Linked DNA regions of Homo sapiens: region 2 is linked to region 1. A link is an interaction called in ENCODE POLR2A ChIA-PET data of the cell type or tissue named here. Cell type or tissue: PC-9. All regions are shown on one strand. Links, peaks and the distances in the headings refer to the core of each region. The heading gives the core; the rest is flanking DNA.

Region 1 (16,399 bases), core at 3,570-11,569:
CTTTCCAAGTCGGAAGTCAGGATTCATTTCTCCAGATTCCAGTGCAGATGTAGGGGGCAGGCATGCCTCCTAGACTCTGCCCATCGGGTGGACCAAGTACATTAGAGCTGATGTATCCAAGCCTTATATTGATAAGACTTACATTTGGAAAGAAGCAACAGGAAGAGCAGGAACACATGGGACCCATGTTTTGGCAGACAGAGTGACAGTGTGTCTGCTTTTCTAGAGAGCAGAGGCAGAGATTCTGATGTACAGTGCCCAGCATCACCAGTGGGCTCTGCAGTGCTGCTCTGTGTGGTCTTTGCAGATTCAGTCCTATGATGAGTGATACACTTGACTGTGTAGCTTCCAGTCCTGACCTTCTGGACTTCCCAGGGAGTGTGTGATACCTAACATCCCATAGTATAGTCTCTTTCTGCTTAACCTAGCTAAGCAGGTGACTGTGTTTTCAATTATGGACTCTGACTGATAGCCTGTGGATATAGCAATGTACAGAGGTTTAATTATGACAATTAATTCCACACACTACATGCAGAAATCAGTATCATTATATATAGCCCCAGCTCACTGAAATCTGTGTGCTAATAAGGAGGTTTACAAACTCAGATTACTGAATAAATTTGGTATTATATTTAGAACAGGAAAATAATTTAGGATTCAAAAATATACGTTTCTTATCAACAATTTTGTGTGTGTGTGTGTGTGTGTGTGTGTGTGTGTGTGTGTTTCGGGTTTGGTTTGATCTCATCTGTGGTTTAGTTAAAATAAGAAATGAATATTTGGTTCCAGTTGGGATTTTATGTAAGTTCCTGCCAATGTTATTATTACAAAGGTATAAAGAGGTCAGCATTGTAGAGATAAATAATCACACTGATTTTCCACATGATATCCCATGATGCCCATGATACATAAAGACAACACATCTCATTTCCATTCCCATTTCACCTCTGCTCCCTCTGCTTGGAATTTCCTCCCCTTATGTCTCCACGAACTTAAGATTACGGCTGTCCTTTAAAGCTCCCTTTTAATGCCACTTCCTCCATCAAACCTATCTTTCATCAAAGCAGAAAGAATTAACATCTCTTTACTCTGGACTTGCAAAGCACTTCATGGGTTCTACTTAATATTTCTGTGTATGTCTGGAACTTGAGCACCACCCTCTTCTTGTGGAAGGTGGTACAGTCGAACGAGAGTGCCCCTCCAGTTGTTGATCAGTCGGCTCCCAGAGTGGCTCTCTTCATTTCCTAGGCTCTGTCATCCAGGACTGTGCTGGTGAAGGAAGGTGGGAGGTGGGGTGGAGTGGGAAGACGATCTGATCCACGTCTTCTCAGGTCAAACACACAACCAGAATCATGAAGAATATAAAAACAGCTCTTCATTTCTGCTGATCATCCAAAGCCTTCTAATCCAAATGCTTATGATCCCAGTGGTTAGTCTACTTTGTCTTTTAATTTGCTCAAGGGCACAGGCCTTGGGATCTGCCACAGAGCAACAGCTTTGAGTGGCAGGGCCCCTTCCCTGGATCTTCCTCCTCTTCCCTCCCACTACACTTATTTTAATCCTTTCTCTCCATAGCACCCACCCGAAGTCCTGATTCTTCTTGTGTCTAAACGTCGTCAGGACACCTTATCAATTACTTTCTGTTTCAACTCTTTCTCCTCTTGAAATGTGAGGTGGAGAGGAGAACTTTGGGTGCTGAAGTAGAAGAAAGGAGAAGTCCCAGGAGACTGACCATCACTTGGAATATTTAAAATTATCATAAGATCTCTCAGAAAGCAGATGTTAACCTCCTACTGATGTATCTCCTGTTATCTTATGAGAAAAGGCTGGACCTTTCCAAGACCTAGGTGTCACAACCAAAAAACCCTTCCTCTATTATTGTAGCCTTGTGAGATTTACTCTTTGGAAAGAGGAAAGGATGGTGAGCAAGAAGGAAAAAAACTCATCCTTCCATATATCACCTCTCTGGCTAGAAATTAAGCATTTTGAGAGAATGAGCTGTTTTGTACACATTTCTTAGTTCTTTGCCACAGTAGATCAACATGTATTTATTTAGTGGACAGACAAACTATAGAGGGAATCTAGCAGGAAAAATTTCATGTTCTGATGTTTGGCAGTGTATATCTGATGTCTTAGACATCAGTCCCCTGTTGTCTAGGACTTTTTTTTTTTTTTTTTTTTTTTTGAGATGGAGTCTCGCTCTGTCGCCCAGGCTGGAGTGCAGTGGCGTGATCTTGGCTCACTGCAACCTCTGCCTCCCAGGTTCACACCATTCTCCTGCCTCAGCTTCCTGAGTAGCTCAGACCACAGGCACCCGCCACCAAGCCCGGCCAATTTTTTGTATTTTTTGTAGAGACGGGGTTTCACTGTGTTAGCCAGGATGGTCTCCATCTCCTGACCTTGTGATCCACCCACCTTGGCTGGGATTACAGGCATGAGCCACCATGCCCGGCCGTCTAGGACTTTTTTTTAAGCACAGGCAAGTTCTGGCATGTCATAAATCATCAAGAACTTTACACCCACCTAAGGCACCCACTATTGTTGCCTAACAGGACACAGAAGGCCCACAACCTTTATTTGTCTGCTGCAACCCAGCAGGGCCACCCCTGGTAAGGGTGTGAAGTAAGGAAGTTTGGTCTTGGCCCTCGGGCTCCTCTGTTTGGTCCTCCAATCCCCAGGAATCTCCCCTCCCCATCTTCCCCAGTCAGCACTTTCCTATGCTCTAATATTTTTGCAAAACAGGAAAAGGTCTCATATCATATATATTTTGACTGAAATTGCTCTAGGTAAAATAACTAAATGATTCAATAAATTGTAGGTGCTTTCTTTGAGACACTGAAAAAGAGTGACAGCCTAGATGAAAGGAGATTCTAGGGCCACAGGGCTTTCTCTGAGAATGTGGAAATCGCACTGGATGCAGGAGATTCAACAGAAACTGCTTCATAAGCCCACCCAAGGCTCCCAATGCAGAGACACTGTCCCTGGTTTTCCTGCTCAGGCAACAGCAGCAGCAGGGCTGTCTGGCACATGATGGTAATGATGTGGGAAAACCTCTGCAGCTTTTGGGAGTGTTTGCCTCTAGGACTCTCAGTGGGGCTTGGAGTTTAACAACTGCTTGTGGGTGTTCAGAGTTAAATACCATTGCACTTGTCACTCATGCCCTTGTTTACCCCCAAGGCTGATAAGACTTGGGAAATCAATGTGTGTGTACACCTTAAATGAATGGTGAGTTTTCAAGGCCAGCTAGCCTAATTTTCATCCTTCTGTTTTTATTTTTTTTTATTTATTTATTTTTTTTTTTTGAGACGGAGTCTTGCTCTGTCACCCAGGCTGGAGTGCAGTGGCTTGGTCTCAGCTCACTGCAACCTCTGCCTCCTTGGTTCAAGCAATTCTCCTGCCTCAGCCTCCCAAGTAGCTGGGACTACAGGTGCATGCCACTGCACCTGGTTAATTTTTGTATTTTTAATAGAGACGGGGTTTCGCCATGCTGGACAGGCTGGTCTTGAACTCCTGATCTCAGTTGATCCACCCCCCTAGGCCTCTGAATGTGCTGGAATTACAGGCATGAGCCACCATGCCCAGCCTCATAATTTTCACCCTTCTAAAGCCAGTGCCTAACACAGTGCCTGGCACCATAGATATTTGCAGTAAAAAATGACTGAAGGAATGTATGGATGAATGAATGAGTAAATAAATAGCACATCTTAGATTTTTCTGGTCCCCTGAAAGAAGAAGTAAACAAACAAAAAATAAAGTTGAGGGGGAAGGAGGCAAGATAGCTAATGAAGAGGGCTGAAAAATTTCCTGAACACTCTAAGTGATTTTATGTGCTCATTCATGCCAACAAAAATTCAGAATTGCCTCCTACAGCCCTCTTTTCCCACATTTCAAGGTCTGGTGGTATTCGTGTGGTCCTAGGGCTTTCTCTGCACCACCTCTGTGTGTTCTGTGAGGAGGCTTTATTCCCTGGAAGCCAGCTGGGAGTGGAAGCAGATCTTAGTGAAAGATGAACACTAACTCTCTCTAATCCCATTGCAGCCCTTCCGCCATTATACATTTACTGACCAATGTCTATGGGACAGAAAGCAAATGAGTTTCTCAAAGAGCCAATAGTCTGACTCATATATGTAGCAGATCCAAGGTAGTCTTCATGATTCATGAAGATCAGGATGGATCCTAGTAAGTACAGTGAAGTGGGGGAGGCGGAGGACACATGGAATGGAAATGCAGGGGACTCGCATCTGGAATGGATTTTATAACCGTACTGTATCTAGAGAATGTACACACCCAACATAACAATACCAGTTAAGTCTCCACCTGGCCCCCTACACTGGAGTCCATTCACCAGCCTTCTCTGACTTTCTGTGCCTCAGGAAGTTGACCCCTATGGGCTGAAACACCTGCACTCCCTGACCACCTGACTTCCAGTTGGGTTGGCCAATGGGAGGCGCCAACAAGGAGGAAAGAGAAGTTGGAGTTTTCCCACACCCTTTCCTGCTCTTGTGCTCTATCTTGACTGCAGCTGTTTTTCCATGGCTGCTGCTCTCTCCAGGGGACCCCTTCTCTACAGCTGCAGCTCTCATTGGACCCCTTGTCCCTTCTGGTCTAGGAGAGCAACAGCTTCCTGCAGTTCCTAGCCTCTAGGTGCCTCAACATCCCTATTGGCTTCCTTGACCTTGCCTACACTTCCTAAGTGGTCCCTCTATTGAAGTCTCTAGTTGAGCCATCTGAGTGACATCCTGCTTCCTGCCAGTTAACCGACTGGTAGAGAGGTGAACATACAGAAGTCATGTGAAGAGTCATTTTCCACTAAAAACAAGTTCTTACATCGTACTCGTTTTTTGTTATTCAACAAGATGTTCCTGACTTTTCAAAACCTTTCTGCCCAACTTGTTTCCATGAGCTTGTTTCATGGCAGCACCAGTGCTGACATCACATAGCACATGCCTGCCTCACGGTGGATGTTCTGAGAGCTCCTGCCAGCTCAGGGGGCTCAGATCCCTGGGCTGAAGGTACAATAATTGCATTGTGCAGGGGTCCAAGCCAGGTGCTCCCACATCTCAGGGCAGCACACAGAAGAGATGGCTTATTATTAATTCCCAGCCCTTCTCAGAGCTCCAGGTTGCACTCCAGGACCAGCCACAAGCATAGTACGATTTGGGGTGCAAAGAGACGGGTTCTCTGACTGTCCTTGGCATTTTCTTTACATACTTGCTGAAATTCCTAGAAGCCACTAGATTTTTTTTTCATAAGGTTCACATGGCCTAGCAAGGGAAAGCATCAGTGTTGATGGGGCTCAGGACATGCTAGTCCAAAATATTCTAAGCTGAAGGAATTTGAGAAAACAGCATGTGCAGGAAAGTCTCTCTAACCTTCCCCAATCTTCTCCATAAAACGTAGGAAGGATTTTCTCACCTTCCCCTGAAGCAGGTCATAAAACCTTCACATGAGAGGTGAACGGTTCCCTCCCTACACCCAGGGGAAAGGAGCATCCTTGTCCCTGGAGACACAGGGACATGGAGGGGAATCTGAACAACAAGGCTTGCTAAGTTTTCCCCAGTTTTGTCACCATTAATAGTTCCCTTTTGTCCTCCTCTCATATTTCTCCACGATTGTCCGTGCTTCATCAAACCTAGCATGAAAATATTCAGGCTTACCTGTTTCCTCATTTCCTGATGAGGGCTCCTGTGTCATGTAAAATTTATGTTAAATACATTGTTTTTGACCTTTCTTTTTTTTTAATCTGTTTTTTGTTACAGGGGCCTCAGCCATGAATCTAAGTTGGGTCAAGAAAAAGATATTTTTCCTCCCTTACAGTATGAGTGTGTGTGACTGCCTTTTCAGTGAGGGTGTAAATGGTGGTATCTGATCCTGCCCTGTAAGGAAGTGGGAGCACATATGGCTCTGAGACCCTGCCAGGTGGAAAGCACATAGAGGAAAGAAAGCTCCCTTTGAGGAATGGTCCCTGTGAAGACTTCCCCTTAAGAGAAGTTACCCCTGAGGAGAATTACTCCTGAGGAGTGCTCCCTCTGAGGAGAGACTCTGTCAAAAAAGAAAAAAAAAGAAAAAAAAAAAAGAAGAAGAACTTGACGTGTGAAGCATGCAGGAGCTGTGCTGAGTACAACATCCATGTGTCTTGTTTCGGTGGCTATCTTGGGTCTCAGTCCACCTGGAACAATGGACGGGTTGTTGACTAGCTGCCTTGCGGTAATCTCAAGGAGTGCTCCTCCTAAGGAGTGTTCCCCCCTGAGGAATGCTCCCCCTGAGGAGTGCTCCCCTGAGGAGTGTTTCCCTTGAGGAGAGTTACCCCTAAGAGTGTTCCCTCTGAGGAGAGTTCCCCTGAGATGTGCTCCCGCTGAGGAGTGCTCCCCTGAGAAGTGCCCCTGAGAAGTGCTTCCCTGAAGGGTATTCCCTCTGAGGAGAGGTCCCCCTGAGAAGTGTTTCCCCTGAGGAGTGCTCCCCCAAGGAGTGCTCCCACTGATCAAGACTCCGTTAGCCTTTCCAGCACAGATTCTCCTCTGAGCTCCAGGTTGAGGAAAGAGTCCCTTCTCTGGAAGGGGGGACTTTCTGGCTTTAAAAAGGACAGATTTCTCTTCTAACATCTAGGCAGCTCTTGGAGGCTACTAGTGGAGGGCTCCATGGGATTGACAGCTACTTAGGAGGGCACCAGGCCAGCTGCCCTGCATGCCACAGCCTCATTTCCTCTGCTATGGGGCTCTAAGGCCCAGTATATTCTGAGCAGGGCTGGCCACAGGCAGAGCTGTGTACGGGGTGGGTTGCCCCAACTCCCTTCCCCACATTAATCTCCTGCCCCTTTCTACCATTTCTATGCCTTCAGCACCCTTGCCAAAATGCTCTTCCTTCCATACAAAAAGGGCTGCACTCAGCTTTATTCATAATAACCAATTCTTAAAAGCAACCAAGATATCCTTCAGTAGGTGAATGTGTAACCGAGCACGGGTCTGGCTGCTTTGCCACTTGCAAGGTCCAATGACAAGAGTGAGATATGGTAGAAAGAAAGTGACTTTATTAACCAAAACTAGTAAAGCAGAAGTGAAAGTGACCAGATCCCCATCCAAAGTAATCACTTTAAATTTCTGGGGAGAAAACAAGAGTTTAAAAAAGGGAACTTGGCCAGGCATAGAGGCTCATGCCTGTAGTCCCAGCACTTTGGGAGGCCGAGGAGGGCAGATCACAAGGTCAAGAAATCAAGACCATCCTGGCCAACATGATGAAACCCCTCTCTACTAAAAATAAAAAAATTAGCTGGGTGTGGTGGCGCTTGCTTGTAACCCCAGCTACTCGGGAGGCTGAGGCAGGAGAATCACTTGAACCCAGGAGGTGGAGGCTGCAGTGAACCAACATCACGCCACTGCACTCCAGCCTGGCGACAGAACAAATTCTGTAAAAAAAAAAAAAAAAAAAATAAGAGGAACTTGACATGTGAAGCATGCAGGAGTTGTGCTGAGTACAAGATCCATGTGTCTTGTTTGGTTGCTATCTTGGGTCTCAGTCCACCTGGAACAATGGCCGGGTTGTTGACTAGCTGCCTTGAGGTAATCTCTGGAATTTTGCAGCTGGGTCTCCAGGCTTGGTCTTTCTGTCTCAAGATTAGCCCTTGGAAGGCAGCTTTTGATAATTTTTAGATCATACTATATTAAATCCCTGTGTATTCCATAAAAAAAAGATTAGCCCCTGGAACTTCTAAGTAAGAACATATTTAGATACTAGCATACAGTTAGATAAATGCAAAAGGAGTATATGGTGGGAAAGGGTGGGACATAGAGTCTACCTTAAGCTTACAGGAAAAGGCTTCTGCAGTTTGCTTCAAGGTTGTATTTAAAGACTAGGGAGAAAAGAGAAAGGGGACATTTAAAAAAAATGCATTTTGAAGTTAAGCTATTTGGTTACAAATGGATAAATAAACTATAGTAACATCCAGACAATGGAATATTATTCAATGTTAAAAACAAATGAGCCACCGCACCATGAAAAGACATGGAGAAATATTAAATCCGTATTACTAAGCAAAAGAAGCTAATATGAAAAAGTTACATACCATATGACATTCTGGAAAAGGCTAAACTATGGAGAAGTCGAAAAGATCAGTGGTTACCTGAGGTTAGGGGGAAGGAGGGATGAACAGGCAGAGCACAGAGGATTTTCAGGGCAGTGAAACTACTCTGTATGGTCTAATAGTGGATACATCTCATTATGTATTTGTCCAAACCCACAGAATGCACATAAAGAGTGAACCCTAATGTAAACTTTGGATGACAATGATGTGTCAGTGTGGGTTCATCATTGTAACGAATGTACCACTCTGGTGGGGGATGTGGATAATTCAGGAGGCTATGACTTTATGAAGGAAGTGGGTACATAGGAAATCTCTGTATCTTCCTCTCAATTTTGCTGTGAACCTAAAACTGCTCTAAAAAATAAAGTTGTTGTTGTTGTTGTTTTTAAGCTGCACTCTTCTGTGATGATTTGCATTTTAACAGTATTCAAACTCTTAAACCAGAGGTGAGCAGCCTTCTTTGCATACCATTTATTTTCCATGAAATGAAAATGCAAGGAAAACAACATAGATTCTCAAGACTTGGAATACTTGCTTTACTGAATAAAAGAAATGTCAATGAGGAAACTGTCATGGCTTTTTAGTCACTAACAAGTTAGTATCTGGACATTCATCCTGAAAATCATTCACCAGTCTGGTGGTTCTTCCATGTAGATCTCAGTCCTCAAGTTGCTCATCACTGCTTCATGCTGAAAAACATAATGTTTTTGTTTGTTTGTTTGTTTGTTCGTGACAGGGTCTGGCTCTGTTACTCAGGCCGGAGTGTGGTGGTATAATCATGGCTCACTGCAACCTCTGCCTCCTTGGCTCAAGCAATCCTCCCACCTCAGCCTCCTGAGTAGCTGGGACCACAGGTACATGCCACTACGCCCGTCTAATATTTTTGCATTTTTAGTAGAGATGGGGTTTCACCATGTTGCCCAGGCTGGTCTTGAACTCCTGGACTCAAGTGATCTGCCCTCCTCAGTCTCCCAAAGTGCTGGGATTACAGGCATGAGCCACGGCATCCAACGCAACATGAAGCTTTAATAGTGGCATTTCGGCTGGGCGCGGTGGCTCACGCCTCAGCACTTTGGGAGGCCGAGGCAGGCGGATCATGAGGTCAGGATATCGAGACCATCCTTGCTAACACGGTGAAACCCCATCTCTACTAAAAATACAAAAAAAAAAAAAAAAATTAGCCTGGTGTTGTGGCGGGCACCTGTAGTCCCAGCTACTCGGGAGGCTGAGGCAGGAGAATGGCGTGAACCTGGGAAGCGGAGCTTGCAGTGAGTCAAGATCGCGCCACTGCACTCCAGCCTGGGTGACAGAGCAAGACTCTGTCTCAAAAAAAAAAAAAAAATAGTGGAATTTCAGGCCAGGCACAGTAGCTCATGCCTGTAATCCCAGCACTTTGGGAGGCTGAGGTGGGCAGTTCAGGAGGTCACGAGATCGAGACCTTCCTGGCTAACACGGTGAAACCCCATCTCTACTAAAAATACAAAAATTAGCCAGATGTGGTGGTGTGCGCCTATAATGCCAGCTACTCAGGAGGCTGAGGCAGGAAAATCACTTGAACCCAGGAGGCAGAGGTTACAGTGAGCCGAGATCGCGCCACTGCACTCCAGACTGGGTGGCAGAGCGAGACTCCATCTAAAAATAATAATAATAATAATAAATAAATAAATAGTGGAATTTCAGTTATCAGCCAGTGGTATGGAGCCACTTAGGGGGCAGCAGGATTTACTAATCTCTCAGAAATCACACCAGTGGGCTCTCCTTGGACCTGGTCCTGAGACACAGATCTTTGTGAAGCATAGATGGAGATTTTCTTCCACATCCCTAACTAAAGCTTCTAAGAAAATCCTGCCCCTGAGAGGTAAGTGATATGACACACTGCTGACAAGTGCACTAGTCCCTAAGTAGCAGGAATTTCTGTTCTTTTGCTCCTCCTTGCTTTCTTAGAGAAATGTGTTTTTATGGTGTAACCAACAGTCACAGCTGAATCCCTTTATCAGCTCTGCAAGGGCAGGTGATGACACAGTGACCAATCTAGGTCACAGGCACCTTGTCTCTTCCTGTCCAGGTTTGCCTCTCCTAATGGACTTATTGGTGTGGGGTTCATTTATTCATTGGAACACTCACTGGGTCTGTAACAGTCTTACCTCAGGTAACTCTGGTGGCACTGGGCTATTGCTGATGTTAGTACTCTGTTTTATTTTTTTGTTGTTGTTGTTGTTTATTTATTTTGTTTTTGTATTTGTTTTTGTTTTTTTAGACAGTCTTGCTCTGTCATCCAGGCTGAAGTACAGTAGTATGATCTTGGCTCACTACAGCCTCAACCTCCCAGGCTCAAGTAGTCTTACCACCTCAGTCTCTCAAGTAGCTGGGACTAAAGGCATGGATGCACCACCATGCCCAGCTTATTTATTTATTTGTTTATTTTTTGTAGACACCAGGTCTCACTATGTTGCCTAGGCTGGTCTTGAACTCCTGGGCTCAAGTCATCCTCCTAGCCTGGCTTCCCAAAGTGTTGGGATTATAGGCATAAGCTACCACACCAATCTTAATGTTAGTACTATTTTTTTTTTAATTTCAGTTTATTTTGTTTATTTATTTATTTCTATAGGTTTTTGGGAAACAGGCAATATTTGGTTACATAAATAAATTCTTTAGTGGTGATTTCTGAGAATTTGGTGCACATATCACCCAAGCAGTGTACACCGCACCCAATGTGTAGTCTTTTATCCCTCACCCACCTCCCACGCTTTCCCCTGAGTCCCCAAAGTCCATTGTATTTTTCCTGTGCCTTTGTGTCCTCACAGCTCAGCTCCCACATATGAGCGAGAACATACAATGTTTGGTTTTCCATTCCTGAGTTATTTTACTTAGAATAATGGTCTCCAATTCCATCCAGGTTGCTACAAATGCCATTATTTCATTCCTTTTCATGGCTGAGCAGTATTCCATGGCATACATATATCTACTCGCTGATTGATGGGCATTTGGGCTGGTTCCATATTTTTGCAATTGCAAATTATGCTGCTATAAACATGTGTGTGCAAGTATCTTTTTTGTATAATGACTTATTTTCCTCTCAGCAGATACTCAGGAGTGGGACTGCTGAATCAAATGGTAGCTCTACCTTTAGTTCTTTAAGGAATCTCCACACTGTTCTCAATAGTGGTTGTACTAGTTTATACTCCCACCAACATTGTAAAAATGTCCCCTTTTCACTACATCTATGCCAACATCTATTACTTTTGGATTTTTTTATTATGGCCATTCTTGCAGGAGTGAGATGGTATCGCATTGTGGTTTTGATTTGCATGTCCCTGATAATTAGTGATATTGAGTACTTTTTCTTGTATTTGTTGGCCATTTGTATATCTTCTTTTGAGCATTGTCTATTCATGTCCTTAGCCCACTTTTTGATGGGATTGTTTTTTTCTTGCTGATTTGTTTAAGTTCCTTGTAGATTCTGGATATTAGTCCTTTGTTGGATATATAGATTGCAAAGATTTTCTCCTACTCTGTGGATTGTCTTTTTACTCTGCTGATTATTTCTGTTGCTGTGCAGAAGCTTTTTAGTTTAGTTAAGTCTCATCTGTTTATCTTTGTTTTTGTTGTGTTTGCTTTTGGGTTCTTGGTCATGAAGTCATTGCCTAAGCCAATATCTAGAAGAGTTTTTCCAACGTTACATTTTAGAACTTTTATGGTTTCAGGTCTTAGATTTAAGTCGTTGGTCCATCTTGAGTTGATTTTTGTATAAGATGAAAGATGAGGATCCAGTTTCATTCTTCTACATGTGGCTAGCCAATTATCACAGCATCATTTGTTGAATAGGGTGTCTTTTTCTCACTTTATGTTTTTGTTTCCTTTGTTGAAGATCAGTTGACTGTAAGTATTTGGCTTTATTTCTGAGTTCTCTATTCTGTTCCATTGGTCTATATGTCTGTTTTTATACCAGTGCCATGCTGTTTTGGTGACTATGGTCTCATAGTATAGTTTGAAGTCGGGTAATGTAATGCCTCCAGATTTGTTCTTTTTGCTTAGTCTTGCTTTGGCTATGAGTCTTTTTTGGGTCATGAATTTTAGGATTTTTTTTTCTAGTTCTGCAAAGAATGATGGTGGTATCTTGATGGGAATTGCATTGAATTTGTAGATTGCTTTTGGCAGTATGGCCATTTTCTTTTTTTCTTTCTTTTTCTTTTTTTTTTTTTTTTTTTTTGAGACAGAGTCTCGCTCTGTCACCCAGGCTGGAGTGCAGTGGCGTGATCTCGGCTCACTGCAAGCTCCGCCTCCCGGGTTCATGCCATTCTCCTGCCTCAGCCTCTGGAGTAGCTGGGACTACAGGCGCCCACCACCACGCCCGGCTAATTTTTTGTATTTTTAGCAGAAACAGGGTTTCACCATGTTAGCCAGGAGGGTCTCGATCTCCTGACCTCGTGATCTGCCCGCCTCGGCCTCCCAAAGTGCTGGGATTACAGGTGTGAGCCACCACGCCCAGCCCATGAGCCACCAAGCCCGGCTGGGTCTATGATTTCTTTAAGCATTGTTTTGTAGTTTTCCTTGTAGAGGTATTTTACCTCCTTGGTTAAGTATATTCCTAAGTATTTTTTTTTTCTTCAGTTATTGTAAAAGAGATTAAGTACTTGATTTGACTTTCAGCTTGGTCGCTGTTGGTGTATAACAGGGCTACTGAGTTGTGTACATTAATTTTGTATCCAGAAACTTTACTGAATTCATTCACCAGTTCTAGAAGCTTTTTGGATGAGTCTTTAGAATTTTCTAGGTATACGATCATGTCACAATCAAACAGTAACAGTTTGACTTCCTCTTTAACAATTTGAATGCCCTTTATTTCTTTCTCTGGTCTGATTGCTCTGGCTAGGACTTCCAGTACTATGTTGAATAGAAGTGGTAAATGTGGGCATCCTTGTCTTGTTCCAGTTCCCAGGGGAAATGCTTTCAACTTTTCTCCATTCAGTATAATGTTGGCTGTGGGTCTGTCATAGATGGTTTTTATTACCTTAAGGTGTATCCCTTCTATGCTGATTTTGCTGAGGGTTTTAATCATAAAGTGATGCTGGATTTTGTCAAATGCTTTTTCTGCATCTATTGAGATTATTGTGTGAATTTTGGTTTTAATTCTGTTTATATGGTATATTACATTTATTGACTTGTGGATGTTAAATCATCCCTGTGTCCCTGTATGAAACCCACTTGATCATGGTGGATCATCTTTTTGATAGGCTGTTGGATTAGGTTAGCTAGTATTTAGTTGAGAATTTTTGCATCTATGTTCATCAGGGATATTGGTCTGTAGTTTTCTTTTTTTGTTATATCCTTTCCTGGTTTTGATATTAGGGTGATAGTGGCTTCATAGGATGATTCAGAGAGGACTCCCTCTTTCTCCATCTTTTGGAGTAGTGTCAGTAGGCTTGGTAGCAATTCTTTGAAAGTCTGATATAATTCAGCCATGAACCGGTCTGGTCCTGGACTTTTTTTTGTTGGTAACTTTTTAATTACCATTTCAATCTCACTGCTTGTGTCTGTTCAGAGTTTCTATTTCTTCCTGATTTAATCTAGGAGGATTGTATATTTCCAGGAATTTATCCATCTCCTCTAGGTTTTCTAGTTTATGCATGTAAAAGTGTTCATAGTAGCCTTGAATAATCTTGTATTTCTGTGGTATCAGTCGTAATATCTCCTGTTTTGTTTCTAATTGAGCTTATTTGGATCTTCTCTCTTCTTTTCTTGGTTAATCTCACTAACGGCCTATCAATTCTATTTATCATTTCAAAGAACCAGATTTTGTTCTATTGATCTTTTGTATTATTTCTTGTTTCAATTTCATTTAGTTCTGCTCTGATCTAGATTATTACTTTTCCTCTACTGGGTTTGGATTTGTTTTGTTCTTGTTTCTCTAGCTCCTTGAGGTGTGACCTTAGATTGTCTATTTGTGCTCTTTCAGACTTTTTGATGTAGGCATTTAATACTATGAACTTTTCTCTTAGCACTACCTTTGCTGCATCCCACAGGTTTTTATAGGTTGTGTCACTATTATTATTCAGTTCAAAGAATTTTTTAATTTCCATCTTGGTTTCGTTGTTGACCCAATGATCATTCAGGAGCTGGTTATTTAATTTCCAAGTATTTGCATGGTTTTGAGGCTTCCTTTTGGAGTTGATTTCTGATTTTATTACACTCCAGTCTGAGAGAGTACTTGCTATAATTTCTTTTTTTTTTTTAATTTGTTGAGACTTGTTTTGTGGCCTTCCATATGGTCTATCTTGGAGAATGTTCCATGTGCTGATGAATAGAATGCATTATGATGAATAGAATATATTTTGGAGTTGTTGGGTAGAATGTTCTGTAAATAATCTCTTAAGTCCATGTGTTCTAGAGTATAGTTTAAGTCCATTGTTTCTTTGTTGACTTTCTGTCTTGATGACCTGTCTAGTGCTGTCAGTGGAGTACTGAAGTTCCCCACTACTATTGTGTTGCTGTCTATCTCATTTCTTAGGTCTAGAAGTAATTGTTTTATAAATTTGGGAGTTCCAGTGTCAGGTGCATACATATTTCGGATTGTGATATTCTCCTGTTGGACTAGTACTTTTATGATTACATAATGTCCCTCTTTTTCTTTTTTAACTGCTGTTGCTTTAAAGTTTGTTTGTTTGTTTGTTTGATATAAGAATAGCTACTCCTGCTTGCTTTTGGTGTCCATTTGCATGGAATATCTTTTTCCACCCCTTTACCTTAAGTTTATGTGAGTCCTTATGTGTCAGATGAGTCTCTTGAAGACAGCAGATACATGGCTGGTGAATTCTACATCATTCTGCCATTCCGTATTTTTTAAGTGGAACATTCAGGCCACTTACATTCAATGTTAATATTGAGATGTGAAGTACTATTCTCTTCATGGTGCTATTTGTTGCCTGAATACCTTGGTGTGTGTGTGTTGTTGTTGTATTATAGGTGCTGTGAGATTTATGCTTTAAGGAGGTTCTATTTTGGTGTACTTTGAAGATTTTTTTCAAGATTTAGAGCTCCTTTTAAGCAGTTCTTGTAGTGCTGGCTTGTTAGTGGTGAATTCTCTCAGCATTCGTTCATCTGAAAAAGACTGTATCTTTCCTTCATTTATGCAGCTTAGTTTCACTGGATACAAAATTCTTGGCTGATAATTGTTTTGTTTAAACAGGCTAGGAAGATAGGCTCCCAATCCCTTCTAGTTTGTAGGGTCTCTGCTAAGAAATCTGCTGTTAATCTGATAGGTTTTCTTTTATAGGTTACTTGATTCTTTCTTTTGCCTCACAGCTCTTAAGATTTTTTTCCTTCATCTTGACTTTAGATAACTTGATTACTATGTGCCTAGGCAATGATCTTTTTGTGAAGAATTTCCCAGGTGTTCTTTGAGCTTTTTGTATTTGGATGCTTAGATCTCTAGCAAGGCCAGAGAAGTTTTCATCAATTATTCCTCAAATATGTTTTCCAAACTTTTATATTTCTCTTCTTCCTCAGGAACACCAATTATTCTTAGGTTTGCACATTTAACATAATTCCAGACTTCTTGGAGGCTTTGTTCATTTTTTAAAAATTCTTCTTTTTTTTTTGGATTGGGTTAATTCAAAAGCCTTGTCTTTGAGCTCTGAAGTTCTTCCAGTTGTTTGATTCTATTGCTGAGACTTTCCAGTACATTTTGCAATTCTCTAAGTGTGTCCTTCATTTCCAGAAGCTGTGATTTTTTTTTATTTGTGCTATTTCACTGGAGATTTTCCACTCTTCTATATCTTTTTTTTTTTCCATATCTTTAAGTTGGACTTCACCTTTCTTTGATGCCTCCTTGATTGTCTAAATAGTCAACCTTCTGAATTCTTTTTTTGGCAATTCAGAGGTTTCGTCTTGGTTTGGATCCATTGCTGGTGAGCTGATATGATCTTTTGGCAGTGTTAAAGAACCTTGTTTTGTCATTTACCAGAATTGTTTTTCTGGTTCCTTCTCATTTGGGTAGACTATGTCAGAGGGAAGATTAGAGACTCAAGGGCCGTTGTTCAGATTCTTTTGTCCCACAGGGTGCTCCCTTGATGCAATGCTCTCCCCTTTCCCCTAGGGATGGGGTTTCCTGAGAGCTGAACTGCAGTGACTATTTTTCTTCTGGACCTAGCCACTCAGTGGAGTTACCAGGCTCCAGGCTGGGGAGTGTCTGCAAAGAGTCCTGTGATGTGATCCATCTTCAGGTCTCTCAGCTGTGGATACCAGCACCTACTCTGGTGGAGGTAGCAGGGGAGTAAAGTGTACTCTGTGAGGGTCCTTGGTTGTACTTTTGTTAAGTGCGCT
Region 2 (16,399 bases), core at 5,131-13,130, 210 kb after region 1:
ACAAGCTTCCATGAGGACAGCCTCTAGTGGTGGAAAGCCGACTTGTCAGAGGGTGTATTCTGCTGGGATTTTACTGATGGGCAGTCAGGATGAATATTTAATACCCTCTGGATGTTGCCAAATCGGTTTTCTTCTATTTCTTATTGCTGACCCGGCAGATTGGGATAGCAGAGGGCTTTTCTTTGACTTCCATGAGTCCAGAGCATGTGAACACTGGCTCTCCTTTCACATTCTGAGGGATGGCTGCCCCATCCCTCAGAGGACTGGCCTCTGCCTTCTTTCAGGGGAGTCTGGGGTTCTCCTTCTTCCATCCCAGGTGGCTTCTGCCTGTTGTCTGTGCCAAGATAGAATGGGTGTCAGTGCAAGAGCCCTAAGAGGAGAGCTCAGCCCCTCCCAGATCCCTCAGGCCTGTTGTCATGGTAACACCGGGGCACTTGTTATTGGCATCAAGGAGCCAGGGTCACTGCCCTACCTGCAGACAGGTAAGGCAGGGTAGGGCACATCTGGGTAACCTTCATTAGCTATTTCCACCTGCAGACTCTTGCTGCTTTCCCCTTGCCCCTCCCTCCCTGTCTCTCTGCATGCATTGAGCACCTACTAAGTGCCAGGTTGCCATGCTGGTGAGGCTGCTGAGATGGGTGTGTCACGTTCCTGCCTTGCGGGCTCTGTGGGAGGCAGCAGGCCTAGGGACAAAGGAGAGCAGAAAAGCGTTACAGGTGTGGAGGCAGAGCCAGCACAGGGCATGAACGGGGGCAGGGGGCGTGAGGAGGGAATGGGGTAGGGGTGAGGGTGGGAGGTTGGGAAGGAGGAGTGGAGCATTTCAGGCTCAGAGAAGAGTGTGAATAAATATAGTCACGGAGGGTGGGAGCAGCATGCTTATCTTGAGATGACTAAAGCATGGGGTCTGGGGAGGGTTCACCCCCAGGCAAGCTGGCAGGGATCAAGAAGTCCCTTTTGTACATGGGAGCATGGGGTGAGGGTGGGCATATGTAATAGCTAAAAGCAAGGACAGACCAGACGGCCTGGGTTTGAATTCCAGCTCTACCACTAAGCCAGCTGTGTGACCTTGGGCAAGTGTCTTTATAAAATTGGGAATAATATTTATTTCATAGGATTGGTGAGGACCAAATAGTTAATATTTATAAAGTGCTTAGAATAGTGCTGAGCACATAGGACCAGATGAAAGTTTGCTAAATAAATGAGAATATCCTAAACTCAGAAATTAGGACTTTAGCTCATACCCAGATCATATACTCCATTTTTGTAATAATTTATAATGTTCCCTTTACCCAGAAATGAAATTCATATACAATATAACATTCCTAATCATATCTTTAAAATTTGCTATATTGTCCTAGTTGTGGGATAAAGAAAGTTTTTTTTAAAAAAAGTAGTTCATAGTAAAATAATGAGTTTCAGTGCGTAAATGCTCAGGACAGCTATGCTAGGAGGCACAGTCACAGTCAACGCTGTCTCTAAATGCACACTGACAGTCACTGTATCAGACTTGGCACCATGAGCAGGACTGCCATCCTGACAGGGTTTCTGAAGTCCTGAGTAACTCTTGCTACAATTCTGAACAAAACAAAGGAAAATCCTCTCTTGACTGACCTGGCATATTTTAAAACCATGCAAAATAAAAGTATTGTGATTATAGTAAAACGAAAGTAGGTTCTAGGCCCAGAGGCATAATTTTTGCCCATATGAATGTCATTCGAAAGTCACACAGGACACGAGGCAGAGTTTTGTTGCATGGAGTTGTCCCAGATACAATTTTACATCTTTAATGGCTTTATTCCATTGAATATATACCCCTCCCCAAATCAATATGGCAACCAGAGACCTGCTTGCAATTAGCTGCCTTATTGAGAACTGCTGTCACGGGCTGTGGGGTGGGCAGCCGTGGGCAGTAGCATGCCCCATTTGCCATTTAGGGAAATCCCCTGGCTGTGGCTAGGCTGAGAGGGAGGGAGTGTCATATGCAGGCCAATTACAAGAGCCTGAGAAAGAGATCATTGAGGGCCCAAATAGGGAATGGTCATGTGGAGAGAGCAGGGAGCCAAGGGGTGTTAAGGACAGAGGGACTCAGGGGTAGTAACAGTTTGACTGGCAGGCGCCTGTGCCACTGGCTTCCCATGCAGCTCACCCTGCATTCTTTCCTTGTCTCTCATCTGACTTGCTTCTCTCCACTTGAAACATCTCCTGCCGCAGCCACTGGCCGCCTCTATCTCTAGCATTACTGTCTGTTGTCTTTAATAAAGAGCAGTGTCTTCCTCCCTCAGTGCCCATCTCTTTGCACGTGCCACTCTGGCTGCTGCTCACAGCACTGCACAGAAACCACCTTCTCCAGACTTACCGGCAACCACCTCAGCAGCACGGCTGTTGCTTCTCAAACTTGAATGTGCATCAGAATCAATTGGAGGGCTCATGAGACTGCAGGTTGCTGAGCCTTACTCGCAGTTTTTCTGACTTAGCAGGGGCTGGCAGATTCCCAGGTGATGCTGATCTGCAGATCCATGGCGTGCACCCTGAGGGCCACAGGTGGTCAGGATCAAGTACAAGCTGCAGGCCCCTTGCAGTGTGGCCGAAGCTTACCTTTCTAACCTCATCCACTACACCTGAGCACTTGCTCCTCCTTGAATAGAGTGCACAGGGTAGTTGTCATCTTTTTCCTCTTGTCCCCTCTCTCTGGCGTGCCCTTTGATTCTCCTTCTCTGCTTGTTTCTCAGGGCCTAGCTCAGGGGCCATATACCTTTTGAAATGTTCTCTTTTCTATCAAAATCAGAATTGCCCCTCCTTTTGAAAAGTAACCACATTTATTCAACCATTCATTGATTAGTTTAACAATGATTGGGTCAGAGTCCCTGCCCTGCATATGCTTAGAATTTTGTAAGAAAGAGAAGATTTTAAGAATTACCTTCGTTGTAAGGCAGCAGTAACACAGCTATAGTAGAGCGTAAGGGAATCCTTTATTGAAGAAATAAATGAGTTTTGAGTGAGAAGAGCACGCACAGAGTGGAATCCGAAGGGAGGGTAGGCTGGCTGAGAAAGCTGCTGCTGGTCTCCGCTGCGAAGTTCTTCCCTCTTCCTGATGTCTCACCTTGAAACCACCCTATCCTGGCCTGTAACAAACACAACAGCCTCTCCTACCATACAAAACACAGATCTTCCAAGTTTTAATCACAAGCCTGGGAAGGAAACTCTCCAGTTGCAGAAAGAAAGGGCCACTCCCTCAAAGCAGGGCCTGGCCTCTGGGGGCTGCTGTGAAGGCAGCTGCTGGCGTGAGCTGGAGCAACTCTCGGACCCTCTTCCTGTCTCTTGCTGGATTCTTTCTTCCTCCTGCCAATTCACTGTTGGGGGTTAACCAAGCCTCACTCTTTTCTTTCACGTCTGCATTTATGGCCTCTCAAAGCCCATTCACTCACACGGCCAAGTCCAGGGTTTCTCAGGCTTGAAGCTACTTGTGAATCACCTGGGGATCTTGTTAAAGTGCAGATTCTGACTTACTGGGTCTGGGGTGGGGCCTGAGAGTCTGCATTTCTAACAAGCTCCCAGTGCTGCTGGTCCGAGAACAGCACTTTGAGCAGGAAGATTGCCACTTATGCTTGACAACTCCCATTCTAAGTGTTGAACTTTGAACTTGGGACAAGGCACAGAAACCAAAAAGGAATGAGAATAGCTAAAATTCACTGGGTGTTTGTTATATCCCAGGTTCTGTGCTAAACTCTTTTTATAGACCATTGCTTTTAGTCTGCACAAAACTCCTAATGGAGATAGAGACATTGTTCTTATTTTGCAGATGAAAACACCTGTGGTCTCTAAGTGGGCAGGGCTCTCCTAGCTCTGTGGAGGAAGGTGGTGCACGCAAGCTGTACACCGCCCAGGGCAGGGCTCTGGCAGGACATGGGAGGGCTCCCTAATTATATGTGGAGATTCCAGTCTCCCCTGTGCCTCAGGAAAGGTCCTACCTGCCCTGGAGATGTGGGAGGAAATCCAGAGCATAGAATAGGAGCTGACCCCTTGCCCACCTGTCAGACGTGCACCAAATTTAAAAAATGCCTCTCTTTCAAGCTTCTCAACACTTCACAATATTTTGACATGGGAAGGAAAAAAAATGGAAATGCTTTGAAACATTTCTCTTCCTTGAATTCATGTTCTCAGACCATGTGACTGAATAGAAGTTTAGTCATAGGATTCCAGTTTAACATATGCAGTTACTATAGCAATTGAGGTTTCCTTAGTAACAGTTGCAAAAATAATCCGGCCCCAATTAATAATACATTTTAAAGCTCTTTCTACTCCATGCTGAACAACCCAGTTTTTTTGGCCAAGAACCAGATAATTCAGGTGGTGTCATTTGCACTGATATAGATATCATTTGCATGCGGTGAATTGGGTTGGAAAGGAATGAAAAGGGAGCCGGTTGTTTCAAGTATTATAGGAATCCAATCTGAAAAGTCGACTGGCAAGCGAATGCAAATCTAGTTTCCAGAGCTTGGGAGCTTAATGGTAAACCCTGTCCTGGATTCCTAGTGTGCCCTAGAGGACTTTCTGCATTTGAAGAAGGGAGAAGGCAGAAGATTGGACTTGCTAACAAAAAAGATGAACCCGGGAGGGTGGGGCCGTGGCACACAGGATTTCTCTCTAAGTGGTGCCTGGTGTGTTCTTGATGGCGTGAGAAGGTCTGTGGGTTTGTGAATTCAACAAGTCTTCCTGGAGAGAATGTCCGATTTACTGCGGGAGATGCTCCGCAGTGTTGCTCAGTCATGGCATTGGGAATTGGACTTTGCCACACCTTGGCTTGCTAAATCCTTCCATCCATTCAGAACATTTGTCTGTGTGTTACAGGGAGACCAAGTGGCAGTCTGTGGCTTTCACAAGTTTTGGTTCTGTGATGCATGGGACTCAATCAACCCTTGATGCTGCCAAACCAAGCTTAAGCCAGCTGGCAGGCCAGGGTCATGACCAGTGGGCTGGGTCCTGGGTCTGGATGCAGTTCCTGGGGTTGAGCTGGACTAAAGAGACAAGAGTCTGACCAGTAGAGTGCTGGAGCCTGGCCAGGCATCCCTGCCCTGCCCCTGCCCCTGCCCTCCACACAAGCTCGGTTGGAGGAGGCCTAGGTTGCTGTCCCTGGGTGGAATCTGCACCTTGCCCCTGCTTTCTTTCTCAGCTGGGAAGTGGTTTGGTCCCTGTGGCGGAAAAACTAAGTGTGAAGAGAGTGGTGGAGGTGGAACAATTCTTGTACTATTAGTTCCCTAAGAGGAACTTAGAATTGTTTTTTTGTTTTTTTTTTTTCATTTTTAGTAGCGGGAAAGGCTTGGGTAGGGGAATGCAGAGCCGAGGTTAATGATGATGGGGTGGGTGAGATCTCAAATCACCTTCCTAAGATGGATTTCATTAGACCTTGGCTTCTTGCCACTGGCAAGGTGAACATCGTCATTAATTAGCTGCTGGGGAGGCGCTCCACAGGCTGCCCTCTTGTCTGTTTTTGGAGCAGGACAGTGAGGAGAAGGGAGGATTGTAGTTGGCTTTGCCTTGTCCCGTGGTTTACTGTCTTCTCAGCCTTCTCTCTCACTCCCCCAGAGGAAGCCCCCTCTCCCCCCGCCCGCAGCATCCTCTAATTACCTGTTGCCGTGTTTCTCCAACGTGCTCTCATTCGCTCACCCACTCGTTCACCTATTTCAGCAAACACTGATCAAATGCTTTCCTGGCCCAGGTGCTGTGCTAGGCTCTGGGGGTGCAGCGATAAGAATGTCCGCTAGGCAGTCCACCCCATGAGGGCTGGGACTCCGGCTTACTCTTCAGGGCATCCCCAGCACTTAGCATCCTGTGGGAAACCGAGTGGGCACTCCGTAAATACTGGCTGATTGAGTGGAAGGAGTTTGATCCCTGCCCTGGGGGAGCTCACCATCTAGGATATGGGAGAGAGATGTGAGGACACACAGCCCAGAGATATATAGAGGGTGCTGAGGAAGGGTATGGAGCCCAGGGGGACGGGAATGAGGGATAAGTGGAGAGAAGGGTCAGGGTGGGAGGTGGCAGAAGGAGACAGGCAGAGAGGACAGCAAGGGCAAAGGCCAGGGCTCAGGGAAACTGCACCAGGGGCATGCGCCTGTGGAGGGTGCCTGAGGGTGAGTCGTGAGAGATGAGTCAGGACACTTGGGTGAAGGCCAGATCCTGAAGGGACTTTGTGCTGTGAAAAGGAATTGTTTCTCTCTGGCCCGTAGGTAGTTCAGAGCCATTAAACTTTTCAAGCAGAGACCTGATATAGCTAGATTTGTATTTCAGCAGGATCACCCTTGGAGGCCCTGTGATGGTGGGCTGTGCAGGCAGTGGATAGGGGAGAGATGGTGAAGGCCTAAGCCAGGCGCATGGCAAGGAGGAGACAGGGAAGGATGTTTAGCGGTGGCCTGGGCTCCGTGCTGCCTTCCTCACACTGAAGCCAGTCGGTGTTAAATCCCCCAGGAACTGTGCTGGAGGAAACCTGGCTCAGAGCCTGGAGGTGGATGGGCCACGTTTCTGGGAGTCTGTGGTGATTCCTGTGTTCCCCTTTCCTTTGCAGTGACAAAGCTGCAGGTGAGCAAATCGAAGAGGACCCTCACCCTGGTGGAAAACAAGCCCATTCAGTTGAACTGCTCAGTCAAGTCTCAGACTAGCCAGAACTCCCACTTTGCGGTGCTCTGGTATGTCCACAAGCCCTCGGATGCCGATGGCAAGCTTATCCTGAAGACCACCCACAACTCCGCCTTTGAATACGGTACTTACGCCGAGGAGGAGGGCCTGAGAGCCAGGCTCCAGTTTGAGAGGCATGTGTCGGGGGGCCTGTTCAGCCTCACCGTCCAGAGAGCCGAGGTCAGCGACAGCGGCAGCTACTACTGCCACGTGGAGGAGTGGCTGCTGAGCCCCAACTACGCCTGGTACAAGCTGGCAGAGGAGGTTTCTGGGCGCACAGAAGTCACTGTGAAACAGCCAGGTAAGGCCGCAGGGCACGGCTGTCCTGGGCCAGTGGGTTTAGTGCAGAGACTGCCTGGGGGTGGGTGGGGATCTGTGGGGCTGGTGTGGAGAGACTGTCTGCAAGGTGCATGCTGAGTATGGGTGCAGGTACACGGACCATCACCCTAGCACACTGCAATCCCATCCATTTTACCTGCAGTGGGTCCTGATGCTGACGGCAGACTCATGGAAGCATCCTTGACTCTGCTTCTGTGGATACCATCTTCACCAAGGAGCAGGGCAGCTGTGGTTAGCAAAATGTGGCAAGGCAGGGTTCATGGCAGCTCCTGAATCTTCTTCTGGGTTTGCAGTTTGCACCCTGAATCTTGGGCTGACACCAGCTCCACACCCAGAGTTCCTACCTAGAAGGCATTTTCTGGTTTTATGCATCTGCATCCCCCTTCTTCCTTAGCTCCCAGCCCGCCCAGACAAGCCTTTCCTATCTCCAAACTGAATCATTCCTCCTCTGGCCCTTCCTTGATCCCATGGTGTAGCCCTTATTCCTCTCCCTCACAGGTGGCACTCAACCTCTGCCAGAATGCTTCCAGGGAGGGAGAGCTATTCAGTCCGCAAGCCTCAGTTCCATTTTTGGGCAGCTCTGATTGTTAAAAAGTTCACTTTCCTGTAATTTCCCTTTTTAGATCTGCCCCTGGAACAACCAAAGAGAAGTCTGCGTCATTTCCTTTCAAATACATGAAATGTATGCCCCTTCTCTGTTAAAGATCTCTAGTCCTTTCAACTTCTCACATAGTGTAGCCTGAAGGGCCTCTCCACCCCTCATTCTCACATCCCTGCAATTCGTTGTTGTCACTGCCTGTCCTTCTTGATGGGCCATGGGGGGTGCTGTGTTGCCACCCAGAGCCTCATCTCCGTGCCTTCGCTTGTGCTGCCCTCATTGTCTGAAATGTGTTTTTCCTGCTGCTTCTCCCTTGTCTTCACTCCATCCCTAAGACTTCATTCAGCACCACCTCCAAGAAGCCTACCCTGATTTCTCCCATACCAGTAGGGGTCCCTTCTAAAACACATAGCCTAATAATGGTTTGCATTTCTTCTGTACTACTCTGTAAGCATGTTGAGGACAGGGCTGTGTCTTATATCTTCAGCCACTGGCATGGTACTTTTAGTAAATATTGGTTGAATAAGGAATAAATGGTTGCTTTCCTTGATCACCCTAAGGCCTTTGTACTTATTGTTCTGTCAGCCTGGAACATGTTGGCCATAGATATTCATTTGTCTTGCTCTTCCGTGAAGGGGGATTCCTAGCTCATTTTAACTTAAATGTAGCCCCCTCATCACTCTAGATTTCCTTTCCCCGGCCCTTTCACAACACATATCACCACCTGACATTCTGTTAATTTACTTATTCATATATAAGTAATTATGAAGTATTTACTTATAATTGACTTATCAGTTACTATGTCTTATTATTTTTATACTAGAATACATATATATATACACACACACACATTTGTTTTCTATCTCTTCTACTAGAATTGAAGCCTCCTGAGTAAGCATAGGGACTTGGTTTTCTTCACTATTGCTTGTCTCCTAAGGAGGCCTATTCAGTAAGCCAGTGGAACCCGATACCAAACTCCACATGTGGCCTGTGCCCTGCTGAATGCAGTGAGTCTGTTCCCCTCCTTTGCCTGAGGTTATTATATTTCCAGAGATTCTCACTGGCCTCTCGGTGGCATTTTCTGCTAACCTCTGCTGGTGCATTAAACAGGAAGCTCTGGTCTGAAGTGATTCCCATTGGCATTTTCGGTGACATATGTCCTGACTTCAGGCCAGTCCCTGGGGCTTTTGAACATTGAAGGTTGTCATTAGGCCCACCAGTGTTCTTTTGGTTCCTATTTTTCATCTGTTTTCAGTTCTGATTATTTTCTCTACTGAAAGAACATGATCACCCCCACCACTCTGCATTTCCACTCTAGTCATCACCATTTTTTCCTTTCCTCATTTGTACTGAAACCAAGAGATTCTTGGAGGATCCTAAATTTATTGAGGGGATTTCCCTCTCTGAGACTACAATCAAGCTAAGTGGGACAGTGCGGAAGGACTAGAAGGACCCCCCTCAACACATTTAGTGAAGTCTCTGTTACAGTGAACTTTAACACCGTAAACATGGAACTCAGAGGACACCGAGTAAAACAGCTTTCCTCGTTTCTTTCTTTGTGTTGTTTTCTTTCTTCTTTTTTCTCTGCTTCTAGTTCTTTCCTTTTCCCTGCTGAGAAAGCCTACACTTACAGAGCTTTTGGAAAATACATACACACACACACACACAAAAATCCCCCCCAAAAAAACAAAACTCAACAAAGAAAATAACCTTTCAACCCTGAGACAACCAGAGTCAATATCTTCTTTTACATATGTATTTTTTGGATGGGGAGGGAGAAAGGGAGAATGGTTATTTAAAATATATTTTGTTATTTTATATTTTCTGACTTTTTAATTACAAAAGTAATCATGAATGTTGTAAAACATTCAGGCAGTATTGAAGTGTGTAGAAAGTAATGAGTGAAAGTGCCCAACCTCCCCTCCTCTGATGTCACTCAGAAGTCTCATTCCTGAGGTGCTATTGTGCATTCATAGTGTCACAGCTTCTAGATACCTCTGGTCCTGATAGACTCATTTGGGCCCTTGTGAAATTACAAGCATGCCATCGGGGCATGCTGTCATTAAAGACATTTTTCTACTGGAGGAGACTCTGCTTGGCTGAGTTTTCAAAGCACCCAGTTCCATCAGTAGCAATCTTTTCTTTTTCTTTTTCTTTTTCTTTTTTTTGAGACAGTCTCACTCTGTTGCACAGGCTGGAGTGTGCAATGGCACGATCTTAGCTCACTGCAACCTTCACCTCCCGAGTAGCTGGGATTACAGGCGCACACCACCACACCTGGCTAATTTTTGTATTTTTAGTAGAGATGGGGTTTCATTGTGTTGGCCAGGCTGGTCTCAAACTCCTGGCCTCAAGCGATCCACCCACCTCGGCGTCCCAAAGTGCTGGGATTACAGGCGTGAGCCACCTTGTCTGGCAGTCTTTTCTTTACTGATGTCATATCAGTTCCATTCCCAACCTGAGAAGGAACCTGTGTGGGTTTTTGTAAGGATGTTGGACTACAATTCGTAGGGCTAACACATGAACAGATTAAACTGGCTTTCCCCTGCAGTTCTTTTGTAGTTGGTGGCCCAGCATTTTCTAGCCACCATATGATCAGTTTTAAAAGTTTACTCTTGCTTTTCAGAGGTTTCTCACCATCCCCTTCCCCCGCCCTTCCCAGCCACCTGCCCCGGCCAGCGACATGTTTTGTGGTCCGTTGTCATTTGGATGTGCAGTCTCTACAGCTTGTGCTTGTCCTCCTGTGAGCATCAGAACTGATGAGGGCTACGACTTTGGGACAGCTGTTATTGTAACATTGAGCTCCTTGAAACCCAGGCATTCCGACACACGATCAAGGAACTCAGAATGTTTAGGGAGCCACATCTGAGAAACGTTTCTCCTAATGGAGTGTGTGCTGCCGTCCTTCTGTATTTGGAAGGCATCCATTCACCTACCCTGGGAAAGGGTGCGTACGAATTGCTTGTTGTCCTTTTGTCGCTGACGTCTCTTCCTTACTGTTCCAGACAGCCGCCTGAGGCTCAGCCAAGCCCAGGGGAACCTGTCGGTTCTGGAGACCCGGCAGGTACAGCTGGAGTGTGTGGTTCTCAACCGCACCAGCATAACCTCCCAGCTCATGGTGGAATGGTTTGTATGGAAGCCCAACCACCCTGAGCGGGAGACTGTGGCCCGCTTGAGCCGTGACGCCACCTTCCACTATGGAGAGCAGGCAGCCAAGAACAATCTGAAGGGGCGGCTGCATTTGGAGAGTCCTTCCCCCGGCGTGTACCGTCTCTTCATCCAGAACGTGGCTGTGCAGGACAGCGGGACCTACAGCTGCCATGTGGAGGAGTGGCTGCCCAGCCCCAGTGGCATGTGGTATAAGCGGGCAGAGGACACCGCTGGGCAGACAGCTCTGACAGTCATGCGACCAGGTGAGGGTCCACGTCCCCAAGCTTCCACTCCCTCTGGTGTTTCCCATTTAAGTATACTGTTTTATGCACTGGATAAAATTAGTTTATTAATAAATTATTTGCAGTTAAATATATGAGTGTCTACATGTATATGCATTTATATTCAAAATTGCCTGAATTTTTTTTCTTGTGAATGGAAAATTGCACGTCTGGCTTTGGCCTAAGGTGATTTGATTTCTTAAATAGAATAAAATCTGGCCATTAATTATTCCAGGTCATAGAATATTTCCTTTTTCCAGATTTGGAACAAAGGGCAGATATGACAAAAATCTTGAAACAATAACCATGTTGTTGAGAAAATTCAGCTTGTGGATTTTCAGTGGAAAGTAATCGATTTACATGCTTTAAATAGAAAACAATGAATTGTGTGCAGCCTTCACTCTGTCACTTCCCAATACTTTTTTTTTTTTGAAACGGAGTCTCACTCTGTCACCCAGGCTGGAGTGCAGAGTGCAGTGGTGCGATCTCGGCTCACTGCAACCTCCGCCTCCCAGATTCAAGTGATTCTCCTGCCTCAGTCTCCCAAGTAGCTGGGACTACAGGCTCATGCCACCACACCCGGCTAATTTGTGTATTTTTAGTAGAGACGGGGTTTCATCATGTTGGCCAAGCTGGTCTCGATCTCCTGACCTCGTGACCCCCACCACCGCCTCGGCTTTTCAAAGTGGTGGGATTACAGGTGTGAGCTACTGTGCCTGGTCCCAATAATTTTATTAGTACTAATAACTATTCTGTGTGGCCTTTTGTTTTTCTTGTCTTTATTGCTGTTTCTAAATATCTAAATGCATGTAATTACTAGGTATAATTGTTGTTGCACATTTAAACACATAATCAAAGCTACGATGTGCAGGATTCCCATGTCCTTTGCAACATCACAGCATCATCCATTCATATTAGAATGAAAAGTCGATGGTTCCTGTAAGGACCTGGAGGAGAAGTGAATTCGTGACCCCATCAGTATCTTGTTTGTTTTCTGAGCATCCTGACATTCACATTTGTGGCCTTGGGCACTACTGGAAGTTTTCACCATGTCTTCATGTCTGAGTAGAGCAGCTCATTTCGTTGGTGGAATATTGCATCTCCAGGGTGGTGCCAGGTCTCTTATGTCATGGAACATGCTTCAGGGAGGCACTGCAGCCTTGGTTATAGGAAATGGGCAGTATCTCACTCGCCTGTGTCTTGCCTAAACTGCAGGGAACATTGCCTCCACTTTGAGTTAACTCCTATTTTTCCGTGAGCTTTTACTTATTTATATTTTTTGCTTTTTACCTTGCCTAGAAATGGCTGCATGTCTTTTCCCGAAGGTGAAATTGTAGAGAATGGCAGCTGAGTGCCCCCACTCCCTCAACTCCCTCCCATTCTGCAGGTCAGCACACTGAGGCTCCCAGATGGAGTGGGAGGAGACAGATGTTTATTGAGTACAGCTACATCCCAGCCACAGTTAGGAGACTTATGTTCAGTCTTCACAATAACTCTGAGTGGTAGGTTTTACTCATGAGGGACCAAAGCATGGAGCGAATCACCACCCAGCCAGCAGGTGCAGGCAGAGTGACCACCCAGGCTTCCCTCCTGCCACACTGTGTGCTTCCAACATGGACCTGAACCGTTAGCCTTGTGTCTGCCTCCTGTTCAACCCTGTGAGCAAGCCTGGATCAATCTGCCTTCCCGTCCCTTTGTCCATCTGTCCCTGATTGCATAAGTTGATTGTACTAATTACAAAACATTGGAAAACAGAAAAGTATAATTTTGAAAAGAAAGGTTAGCCATAATCTCACGGCCTACAAATATCTACTATTAATAATTTGGTGTATATTTTTTGGTCTTTGCCTCATGTCTTCATATTTCCTCTGTCTGTAAACAAACTCAGGATCTTACTGTTTTATGTGATCTTTTTTCCCACTCAACTTTCTTTTATGAGCGTTTTCCCATGTCTGTGAAAGCATTTCATAGCCACCATTTTTACTGGTTTCATAACATTCATTGTGCAGACGTACTTCAAAGATTTTTTTCGGAGGGATACGTTAAACACATGGAAGACTTGAAATAATATAGCTCTAAAAGTATTGTTAGGAAAATAATCACCTTCCACTGCTGAGAGTTGACATTCACAATAATCTGAAATACATGGAATGAAGGGCTCCCATCCTCACTAAGATTGCAGATGAGTCGATTAGTAGTTGTGTTGGGCTCACACAACTGGGGAAGGGAGAAAACCACAATCATCACACACAGGCCAGGAATTGGCGGTCACAGTGAGATCCAGGGGAGCTGTTAGTGTCACGCAGACAGCAGGGGCAGAGGTCGGCATCTTTCCATGGCTTATACTTGGAAAAGAAGAGAGTATTTAAGTCCAAACAGGGAGGAGGGTTGGCATATTCTAGAAGGGGGCAGATTCAGGGAACTAAATTGGTAGAGAAACATGTTAAGGGGAGAGAGATTGTGGGAAGGTGGAAATTAATTTCTGTCGAAAAACTTGTATTGAGTCATTTATGCAGACAAGGCATTTGAAGGGGCCAAGAAAAATGTTAAGCGGTTAGAAGACAAGAAAGCAAAGGGAGATTGAAGAGGGAGGAGGTGTTTCTGAGGAGCTCAACTGATGGTCTCTGGCCATCTTGCCCCTGGCCATGATAAGTTCCACTGCACATCGCCCAGGGCCACCTCCCTTGACACCTTAGCCAGTCACCAGGAGCGTGGGGATACTATGTTAGACTCTGGAGGAGAAAAGCATGGGGTGGGGGGCTCCCCTTGGTCTCTAGTAGGGCTCTCTAATGGCCTTGGAGTTACAACTGAGGAGTTGAGTGAGTTTGAGTTACCTGTGAACTGATTGAATAGTCCCCACCCGGCCATATTCTGTTCTCAAGCATGTTCTTGTCCCTGAGAGAGCTGGGCCTGCCACCTGTAGCTGGTTACTGAGCCCTCCTGTGCCAGCAGTGCACACTGAGATTCCAGATGGGTGCAGGAGGTGGGTGCAGAGGGGCTTGGCAGAGCCCCCACAAGAGCAATGGGAAGCCCAGCCTTGTGTTAACCTGTGAGCGACATGTTCACCTGTGAGCGACACTAAGCCAATTCATTGAAAGCCCAGGACAATACTTGGAAAGTGCTCCTATTTGGTCTTCATCCAAGTAGGATCTGATTTGGTATCTCTACTTCAGTTTACATTACATTGGCACCTTTCATGAACATTTCATAAGCAGAGCCAAAGGGAGGCCTTTTAGGAGTTAGGGAGTGAATTATTTGTTTAGAACATATTACAGTGAGCCAAAAAAAAAAAAAAAAAAAAAAAAAGACAGCAAAACAGATTCAAGTCTGTTGGCATCTGTGAGATGTGACTCACCTGCTTGGGGTCCCTCTCTGTGGTTACTCTGTGTCTCCCGCCTAAGCAGGGAGGACACTTTGCGTACATCCTCCTGAGACATCTGTGCTCACAGGGAAGGGCCCTTTCAGCCTTGTCGTCTGTTATCTGGCTTTAATCCTTGGAGAGATACTGATCTCCTTGGGTTCTCTGTGTTTTAGGCAATAAGCTACATGCACACAGTTTAAATTTAAGTTACTGCATGGGTGTTTTAAATTCCCAGGGCTACCATAACAAATTAGTATAAACTTGATTGTTTAAAACAAAAGAAATTTATTCTCTTACAGTTCTGCAGGCCAGAAGTCCAAAGTCAGGATGTCATCATAGCCATGCTCCCCATGAAGGCTCTAGGGAAGAATGCTTCCTGGCCTTTGCCAGTTCCTTGTGGCCACAGACATTCCCTGGTTGTGGCTGCTTCACTCCTGTTTGGGCCTCCATCATCATATGGCCACTTTCTCTCTGTCTTCTCTCCTGTGCTCATAAGGACACTAGTTATCTTAGTCTGCTCAGTTGCCATAACAAAATACTATAGACTGGGTGGCTTAAACAACATAAATGTATTTTCCTACAGTCCTAGAGGCTGGAAGTCTGAGGTCAGGGCACCAGCATGGCTAAGTTCTGGTAAGAGCTCTTCTGGCCCGCAGACGGCGCCTTCTTGCTGTGTCCTTGAATAGTCTTTCCTCGGTGCATGCACCTGGAGAGAGATCTCTCTTCTTCTTCTTATAAGACACCAATCTTACTGGATTAGGGTCTCACTCAGCCTTATGACCTCATTTAACTTTAATTACCTCCTAAAAGTCCTACCTCCAAATGTAGTCACATCGTGGGTTATGAATTCAGCATATTAATTTGGAGGGGGACCAATTCAGTTCATAGCACCAGCCACTGGATTTAGGGCCCACCCCAATCCAGCAAGACCTCCTCTTTGCTAATTACGTCTGCAAAGTTGCTATTTCCAAATAATCACATTCTGAGGTTCCAGGTGGACATGCATTTTGGAGGGACACTATTCAGCCACTACAAGGGGTTACAGTGAAAATAAACACCTCTTCCCCCCGGGATTCCCATAAGGAACCACACTACCAGCTTCTTATGAATTCTTCCACAGATATTTTATGCAGATATAAACAGATATGTATGTCAAAATAAAATATGTTTTCTGCATACAATGACATGGACAGTAACATTGTTCTGTACTCTTAACAATTTTTCTTGGATCAACTTCCACCTGTAGCACTGCCTATGCCTTTTCAATAGGTGCATAATATCTTATAGTATGGATGTTACTATCATGTGTTTAATGATGGACATTTAGTTTATTTTGAGCAAATAAATTTAAACAACCCCTTCCCTGTTTGTCCCTTGTCATTCCCCAGATGCTTCCCTGCAGGTGGACACAGTGGTCCCCAATGCCACGGTCTCTGAGAAGGCAGCTTTCCAGCTGGACTGTAGCATCGTGTCCCGCTCCAGCCAGGACTCCCGCTTCGCTGTGGCCTGGTATTCCCTGAGGACTAAAGCTGGGGGGAAAAGGAGCAGCCCTGGCCTGGAAGAACAGGAAGAGGAAAGGGAGGAGGAGGAGGAGGAGGACGACGACGACGACGACGACCCAACAGAGCGGACGGCCCTGCTGAGCGTGGGCCCAGATGCTGTCTTTGGCCCAGAGGGCAGTCCTTGGGAGGGCAGGCTTCGCTTCCAGAGGCTCTCCCCGGTGCTCTACCGGCTCACAGTGCTGCAGGCAAGCCCCCAAGATACAGGCAATTACTCCTGCCATGTGGAGGAGTGGCTGCCCAGCCCTCAGAAGGAATGGTACCGGCTGACGGAGGAGGAGTCAGCCCCCATCGGCATCCGTGTTCTAGATACAAGTGAGTTTCCCAAGTACAGAGGGAGGATGTCACTGTTGGTTCCAACTGTGTCTGGAAGATAAATTTGAGCTTGATTATGGGTTAATAAACAGTTTTCTTAACTGTCATGGGCATTTATTAGTAG

Evidence for each region. Peaks named below come from ENCODE experiments on the same cell type or tissue, not always from the same donor. Only the 100,000 strongest peaks of a DNase experiment are listed, where the experiment ranks them.
Region 2: POLR2A ChIA-PET joins it to region 1 with 16 read pairs; 3 of 35 experiments call an interaction of 5 or more read pairs at or near these places.

The regions. Positions count from the first base shown.
Region 1 is chr1:116,785,617-116,802,015 of GRCh38, reverse strand. No RefSeq gene overlaps it. Among named protein-coding and RNA genes, the nearest start is that of CD2, 39 kb to the right of the region's middle. In PC-9, for the core only: no CTCF peak of the experiment used is centred there; no DNase peak of the experiment used is centred there.
Region 2 is chr1:116,579,268-116,595,666 of GRCh38, reverse strand. It overlaps IGSF3 (immunoglobulin superfamily member 3), which reads left to right. Exons shown (of 11, transcript NM_001007237.3): 8 at 6,563-6,973; 9 at 10,615-11,022; 10 at 15,790-16,275. It overlaps LOC105378924 (a long non-coding RNA gene), which reads right to left and starts at 2,516. Exons shown (of 3, transcript XR_947737.3): 1 at 2,357-2,516; 2 at 599-683; 3 at 1-334. In PC-9, for the core only: no CTCF peak of the experiment used is centred there; DNase peaks (open chromatin) are centred at 6,136, 8,656 and 9,606; H3K27ac peaks cover 2,276 bases.